Regions from separate parts of the Mus musculus genome. Here regions 1 and 2 are each linked to region 3. A link is a loop called in an ENCODE intact Hi-C map of the cell type or tissue named here. Cell type or tissue: heart. All regions are shown on one strand. Region 1 holds the start of Yipf4 (Yip1 domain family, member 4). Region 2 holds the start of Birc6 (baculoviral IAP repeat-containing 6). Region 3 holds the start of Spast (spastin).

The links. Peaks named below come from ENCODE experiments on the same cell type or tissue, not always from the same donor. Only the 100,000 strongest peaks of a DNase experiment are listed, where the experiment ranks them.
Region 1: it touches region 3 in a loop (2.6-fold over the local background); 2 of 42 quality-filtered maps call a loop at or near these places.
Region 2: a loop joins it to region 3, with 9 times the contacts of the local background. A loop is called at or near these places in 5 of 42 quality-filtered maps.

The regions. Positions count from the first base shown.
Region 1 is chr17:74,488,351-74,490,850 of GRCm38, reverse strand. Yipf4 (Yip1 domain family, member 4) reads right to left here and starts at 1,358. Exons shown (of 6, transcript NM_026417.4): 1 at 1,057-1,358. The coding sequence starts at 1,135. In heart, no CTCF peak of the experiment used is centred here; a DNase peak (open chromatin) is centred at 1,360; H3K4me3 peaks cover 1,759 bases; H3K27ac peaks cover 1,349 bases.
Region 2 is chr17:74,527,401-74,529,900 of GRCm38, reverse strand. Birc6 (baculoviral IAP repeat-containing 6) reads right to left here and starts at 1,606. Exons shown (of 73, transcript NM_007566.3): 1 at 1,100-1,606. The coding sequence starts at 1,433. Gm31645 (a long non-coding RNA gene) reads left to right here and starts at 1,701. Exons shown (of 3, transcript XR_385765.4): 1 at 1,701-2,268. In heart, a CTCF peak has its summit at 1,384 (motif pointing left); DNase peaks (open chromatin) are centred at 600 and 1,620; H3K4me3 peaks cover 2,500 bases; H3K27ac peaks cover 2,326 bases.
Region 3 is chr17:74,337,659-74,340,158 of GRCm38, reverse strand. Spast (spastin) reads right to left here and starts at 1,172. Exons shown (of 17, transcript NM_001162870.1): 1 at 714-1,172. The coding sequence starts at 1,122. In heart, no CTCF peak of the experiment used is centred here; DNase peaks (open chromatin) are centred at 978 and 1,468; H3K4me3 peaks cover 2,262 bases; H3K27ac peaks cover 2,271 bases.

The sequences.
Region 1 (2,500 bases), 150 kb before region 3:
GTGGATCTCTGAGTTCGAGGCCAGCCTGGTCTACAAAGTGAGTTCCAGGACAGCCAGGGCTACACAGAGAAACCCTGTCTCGAAAAGACAAAAAAAAAAAAAAAGAAAGAAAGAAATCAGATTTCTGAGAAAACTCACGTTCATCTTTAAACTGAAATTTCTTTTCTACTTTGTTGAGACAGGGTTTCAGTATGTAACCCCGGCAGGCAGAGAACTTGATAACTGTGTAGTCTAAGCTGGCCTTTAATTCAGGTATCTCTCTGCCTCTGCTTTTCAAGTGCTGGGGTCGAAGGGGTTCATCACCAGGTATTTCCATGTCTATATCGAAATCAACTTGTTTTTTCATATTGGGCAGTCAAAAATCTGGTCCCTGGTAAGTAAATAAGATTAAATAAAAGCAAAATCCAAAACCAGGTTACAAGGAGTTGAACTAATGAGGGGTGGGGGAAATTTCCCACAGTAGAAACGTTTTTTGTTTTTTTTTTTTCTCCCTGTTTTTGTTGTTGTTTGTTTTGTTTTAAGCAAGCACAGTCGCTTGCTCCAAACAGTACAAGCCAAGTCTATAGACACTGTTGGGAACACTAAGTTGAATTCCTCAAGTTTCAAATGCTCCTGAATACAGTTTTTTGAACACTGGGACCAAACACTACAAACTGTGTGGACCCAGGGATCTGGGCAAGAAATCAAGTTCAATTAAAAATAAATAAATAAAAGCACGTCTCCTTTCAAGTAAGTTTTCCATAACCTGCCAAAAGTCACCTCAGTCGGGAAGGTTTTCCTATTAATAGCAGAGCCACACAGCCCCACTTTGTTCTCCCTTAGATCCCTCACTCTTTTGAGTAACTGCGGAGCGGAGTTCAGAAAGAACTCCTTCCACCAGATCGGCGGGTTCCCTGGTGAACCAGGACACCCGGGGACCCCAGCCCGCAGCGCCGGCGCCCCGCACCCTGCCTCGTCCCCAGAGGCCTCCGGGAAGGCCCAGGGAGCACAGGGGCGGAGTCCCCCAGCTCTGCCAACCCCCCGCCCCGGAGCCCCGGAGGTCAGCCTCGGCCTCACCTTCCGCGTCCGCCGAAGACACAAAGGTGAAGTCCCCGTTGGCAGGCGCATAGGCCGGGGGCGGGCCCGGAGGCTGCATCCCGCCGGCCTCGGTGCTGACGAGCGGCTGGGCCCGGGGCTCCGGGACGACCTGCTAAGGGGCGGCCTGCGAGCCAGGAGGCGCGGGCTCGGCCGAGGGAGGGGACGCGCGAGCTAAGCGCAGCCTCTGGCTGCCGACCAGGTCGCACCCGAGGCCAGCCGGTGGCGAGCACCCAAGCACCACGACGCCGGGGCCCTGACAGGACCATAACAGTGACAGCGCCGCCGGGATTGGCTGTTTGTAATCTGCTCGACTATTGGCTCCCGCGAGAAGATTCTGATTGGCTGTTTCTGTGTTGATTCCGGAAACCACTCCAACACCGGAAGTGGCCTCTGAAATCTCTGTTCCGCCCTCATCAGCTGTTTACTTAAATAATTCTGTCTACCTTTTTCCCTGTTTGAGTTTTTATAAACATATCTTCTTCGTTGTTGTTTAACACAATTTGAGAGCTTAGTCGTTTGATGGCTCACGCTTGTAATTCCCGGAACTCCTAGAGAGGCCGAGGCAGCATTGGCAAAAAAGTGAGGCCCTTTTTTTTTCAAAGGAAAAAAAAAAAAACAACACACACACACACACACAACACACACACAAACTACTTAAGTTTTAGGACTTCAACCCCTCATTTCCGACCACAAGATTCTGCCACAATAATTCTATATATTAATTATATAGGATGTTTACGAAATTATGTGTCGTGACAAAGCTTAGTCTCCTTATCAACAAAATTAAGAGGCCGGAGAATGGTCATTGTAAAGCTGTAAATTTCCACCTACGGTTTAAGTACTCTGGCCAAATTAATTTATGAAGAAGGCAGCAGTCCAGAAAGGATAAATTAGGGCAAAGAAGCCCTTGCTTTTTGCCTGCTGCTGATTTCATCTGTTCCCTAATAAACTACCCAAAGTTTGCAAATTCACCTACGTTTTTATTATTTCTTTAAGATTAATTTATTTATTTTATACAAGAGTACACCACCATTGCTCTCTTCAGACACACAGGAAGAGGGCATTGGATCCCGTGACAGATGGTTGTGAGCCACCATGTGATTGCTGGGAATTGAACTCAGGACCTCTGAAAGAGTATTCGGTGCTCTTAACCACTGAGCCATCTCTCCAGCCCGGTTTTTATTTTTAAAGGCTATGCGTGTGTGCTTGAGGGTATGTGTGTGTGCAGATGCCTGCAGAAGGCACAAGAGGGCTTCAGATCCTTCAGAACTGCGGTTCCTGCAGACACCCAATGCGGGTTCTGGGAACCCAAACTCAAGTCTCTACAAGAGAGCAAGAGCTCTTAACCTCTAAACCAACTTCCTAGTTACTCGTCTATGTTTATAATCTTAAATTTTGCTTTTCATTTTTCTAAACTTCTGTA
Region 2 (2,500 bases), 190 kb before region 3:
TACTTCCATTTGGCTAAGTGCACTTCGATACAATTTATCTCTGTGCATGAGTTTAAAACCCACTAATACATCAAATTCTAAATTTTAACCTTTAACGCCAAAATTAAGACACCATTCATCCACAAATGAAATGTCATCTCAGCAAATAACTTAGCTAGGGCTATCCCAAAACACTCCAGTATGTCCACTGAACGAGCTTTGACCTGGTACATCCTGAAAGTCCAATATGTGAACCAACGTCTCCACCACCCAAGTGCTCTCCTTCCAAGGTGGAGGAGACCCAGACATACTTACAACTACCAATCTCTAGCTCTCTATGCTAAAACAAGTTGAAAGGGCTTGAAGTTCCACCTAATTACAAGGGGCCTAGGCTTCTTGACACTGGAAGGAGGGAGCACTCAGAGCTAGAGGACCGATACTAACCTTTTTTTTTTCTTTTTTTTTTTTTTTTTTTTTTTTGCACTCTGCGAGTCCCATAGTCCAGCAAGCACAGTTCAGGCAGCTGGCCTTCCCTCTCCTACTGACCTCCCCATCCCAGTGCCCACTCCAGCCCGCCCCCTGTGCGAAAGCGCAACCCTCGGAGGTCCCCGCACCTACAGGACCAGACGACAACCGGCGGGCCGCTACTCGCCGGGAAAAGAGGGCAAGACAGCCGGCTTGGACGCTTCCCGCCCCTTGCCTCCGGCCACCCATCTCTCCCGCCACCGCCAAGACTGCCAGCCCTTCCCTCTGGTCCAGCCCGGAGCTAGCCCAAAATCTCGTCCAAGAGGCCAGCGAGGGCCCGGTCCTCACCAGCACCGACCTCCAAGGCCTCCACATCTCTCCCACAGGACCAGGCCGGTTCAGATGCAAAAGGCCCGAAAAGCAACTCGCAGCGCACCCCGCCAAACCGAGTTCCCGTCCCCAAAAGCTGCTGCTTTCCGAGTCCGAAGGTCCTCGGCCGTAGCTTCCGGGCCTCTCCGACCCTCCCGCTCCACGCTGTCCCTCCGAGGCCGATCCCGATCCCGGAGGCTGGGAGGCTTCCTCCACCAGCATCCCCACAACCCGTCTCCGCCCGCGGCCGGCCCAGCCCAGCCCCCGCCCGGCGTGCCGCGCTCACCGCTGAGCGCCGAGGCCTGAAGGGTGGCCCCGGACGTGCCGTCGATGACTTTGATGGTCCCGCGGCTGGTGACGGCCAGGATGGCGTTAAGCGCCGGGTGGTAGGAGAGGCTGTGCAGCCCGTCGGCGTCGCAGCGCATGCAGCCATCCCGCAGCACCAGCCACTCGGAGACCCCGGCCGCCCCCGCCCCTGCCGCCGCCGCCGCGGAGGAGCAGCTCGGGCCCGAGGCCTCCGCAGCCGCAGCCGCCATCTTCCGGCCTGCGCTCAGCACAATCACACTGGGAAGCCGCTCAGTGACAGTCCCGGGAGGTGCAGCACCACAGCCAGTCACCATCCGGGGCCAGGGGGCAAAGCGGAGCGCGTTAGCCGGAAGTGAAGTCAAGCGCCTGCACGCACAGGGAACGTCGCCCGCCAGGCCGGCCAGGCCAAGCGAGCTCGCAGGCTGGCGGGGGAGGGGAGAGAGGGCCGCACCAAAGGAGGGGCCGGAGCCCAGGGGGTGGAGCATGCGCGGGAGTGCCGATCTAGCCAGAGCAGAGGGAAGCTAATAAGGAACTTCCGAAGGCACAGAAAAGGCGGGGCAGGGGCGGGACCTGGCCTAGTAAGCATGCGCAGAAGAGCTCCCAGGGCCCGGTAGGCGGGCCTCAGAAGAAGAAGGGGGCGGGGCTGAAACTTTTTTTTTTCAAGCGCGGAGCATGCGTGGTAGGACTAGGCGCGTGCCACGCGCTGCTGCTCCAGCCAGCCCTGCGTCCTCAACGTCCCAGTTTCTTCCTTCGAGCCCCGGGAGTGGTATCGGCGGGAGTTCCGCCCTGCGCGTGGCAGGGAGGGTGGTGCTGGGCCCTGTGCATTTCCGCTAGGCAAACCCGAGCCCGCGCGACTTGTCTGGTACGCCCAGAGGCCCCTTCGTGGCCAGGGCGGCTGATTCCCAGCGGTTCCCAGCACGGGGCAGAGGAGGAGGGCGTTGCGGGGTGGAGGCGAGATCCGGAAGTAGGCCTCTATCATTGCACACTCTGACAAGCCTCTTCATTGGAACTGAACCTGATTTTTTTTTTACGACGCCTGCCCTAGTTTCAGATTTTTTTTACACTTGATCTTAGAAGACTGAGAAGCGATAGTTCCAAATCTTTTAATAAACAGACATGCTCATTAATGAGGTGCTGGACACATTACAGGTCAGCCTAGTGTAGCTCATTGCAAAGGATTTACATGATTTTTGGTGGGGTGTTGTGGATTGCCCTGGGGCTAATTATATTTGATGTCAATTCTGTTCTCCTGTGAGGAGTTGTGAACAAGGAATGAGTCAGCACTTAGGTGATTTCTTGTAAACCTTCCCACCTTAATTTGTAAAATAAAGGAAAGCTGATGATTGGGCAGAGAAAGGGAAAGTGGAGTGGAAAGAAAGGA
Region 3 (2,500 bases):
AGCGTTTGTTTTATCTTCTATGGTAGAATGATATATGCCTGTTTACCCAACTCATTCATTTAATATTTTTAACATTAAAATTTAGAAACTCGAGAGTGCCTTGGAATAAAATAAAAATAACAAAATAGTAAAAACTAAAGCAACTAGCGGTTGAAATACAGCTCAATAAAAAAGAAATCTTCAAGACTCACTATATTGGTAAAAATAATTCATGAAACTTCAGAATATGGCAAATCCGGCTCTAAGTATAAGGAGCTACTACTCCTTTCAAATCCAAGTCAACCCCCCCCTTTTTTTTTTCCTCTCCAAACACTACAGAACCCTTCTCAATGAAGTTTATACACAGCTGTTTCGATACCAAAACCTTTTGGAAGCCCAGCTCAGAGAAAGCAACACTGTTTACAGTGTTAGAAAGAATCCCGTGTGGTCGGTCACTCTAGGCCAACTGTCACTGTCACCAGCACGCCTGGGTGTCTCACGGGGACTTGGGTCATGCACAAGTGTGGGGGTGCTGAAACAAAGTCGAGTCAGGGCGCCCTGAAAGGGGTGAGGATCAACTAACTAGGCGTCGCACAGCAGGATCTGGCCTGTGGGGACTCGGACTCCCGAGGCAGATCAACTCCGGGGGTGCAGGAAAGGGACGCAAGTGGCGTCCTCCCAGGGCCGCCCGCCCCGGCCAGCCCGCCGGCCTCCCTCCAGCCCCCCAGTAGTACCTTTCTCTTCCTCGTCGATGCGCAGGGCAATGGAGATGTACTCGAAGGCCTGCTTGTGGAAGACGCGGACGCTCTCGGCCTCGCCACCCGGTCCGGGCTCTGGGGGCGAGGGCGAGGCGGGCGCCGGCGCGGTCCCGGAGCTCCTCTTGGCGGCCATGAGGGCGCGGGAGAAGCGCTGGCAGAGCCACGCGAAGAGGAGCCCCAGGTGGCAGGCCAGCAGGCGCAGCAGGGCGAAGCCGACGACCAGCGGGGACGAGAAAGAAGACGGGTTCCGCTTAGGCGGCGAGCCGGCCGCAGGGGCCGGGCCGGCGGCAGGGGCGGGGACCGCGGCGGGGGGCGGAGGCCTGGCGGGCGCCGGGCTCGCGCCGCCCGAGCCTTTCTTCTTCCGTCGTCCGGCCGGAGAACTCATTCACAGCTCCCACTGCCGCCGCCGCCATAACCCGCTTCCCGCAGACCGACGGCGACCAAGCGGCGGCGGCGGCGGCCACTGCCACTGCGGCGGCGGGGGCCCACGGAGCCGCTCGCGCGCCAGCCGGAGCCCGGGAGCCTGGCACCTGCACGCGCCGCTCGCCGGCCCCGCCCCTCGCTCCTCAGCTGCCCAGGAGCACAACCCCGTCTCCTCCTCCTCCTCCTCCTCCTCCCGCCGCGGCCGGTGGCTCCTGCCCCTCCTTTCCTTCTGTCCCCTGGGCCGCTGGCACCTCGCTGCGGCGGCCGGGCACGCGCACGTCCTCGGTGAATGGCTCTGGTGCGCGCGCGTACGCCGCCGTCTTTGTTGACCTGGGAGCTTGTGCGCATGTGCGGCATCCTCCTACCCCCCACGCCCCTGCTATGCCCCTTTCTCTGGGAACCTCAGTTCTGTAGGCGCGGTTCGGCTTGCGATGGTCCCAGGGGTTCGTCGCTCCGCAGGTTCTTCGACTTTTGAAGAATCGGAATAGGGAGCTTTGATAATAAATTTTTAAATGGGGGTTAACAGCGTTTGAGTGGCTTTACTAGTGCTCAGGTCTGCTGTCTCGCAGTGCGGTTGTTTGCCTTTGTGTGAGATGCTGACCTCCAACTCCTCTTGTAGCTGAGGAAGGAGGCCTTCAACTCCTGATCTTTCTGCCTCCGTCTCCCCAAAACTAGGATTACAGGTGTGCATCATCACTCCTATTGCTTTATATATCTTTGTTTTCTGCTGGTTGAGCCAATAGGTCTTTTGCAAAGGATGGCTGATCTGAGTTTCGTATCAGAGGCAGTGTGTAGCAATTTGGGTATGTTAGCTGAGAGGGAAACAAGTTGCAGAGACAAAGTTCAAGACATCCTAAAGGGAAAACTTTATTACCACGAGGACCACGAACCCTACTTTCAACTAACCTATTACACGTTTGTGTTATCTCAGGATTAGTTATGTGAATGCAGTCATTCTTGGGTTTTGCCTAGTTACCATACTTGGTAGAATCCATACTATCTGTGTGTGCACGTGGATGTGTGTATATGTCTTCACCATTTCTTCCTTTGGTAGACTATCTATCTACTCAATATTTCCCATATTCTAATGATCAGCAGTTGTTCTACAGATCCTGGATCACATAGAGGAAAACAAACCGTGGGCCAGTCAGACTCCTGCGAACTGGCATCTGGAAATAGAAGTTAGTTGAAATCAAAAGCTCTAAGAGCCAGTCGATGCCATCTGTATTCCCAGAGTTTTTGGATTCCTAGACTATATTGCCTATCCAATAAACTATTCAGTCTTTCCTCTTTCTCCCTCCCTCGCCCATCCCCCTCCCCTCATCCCTGTCTTTAAAAAC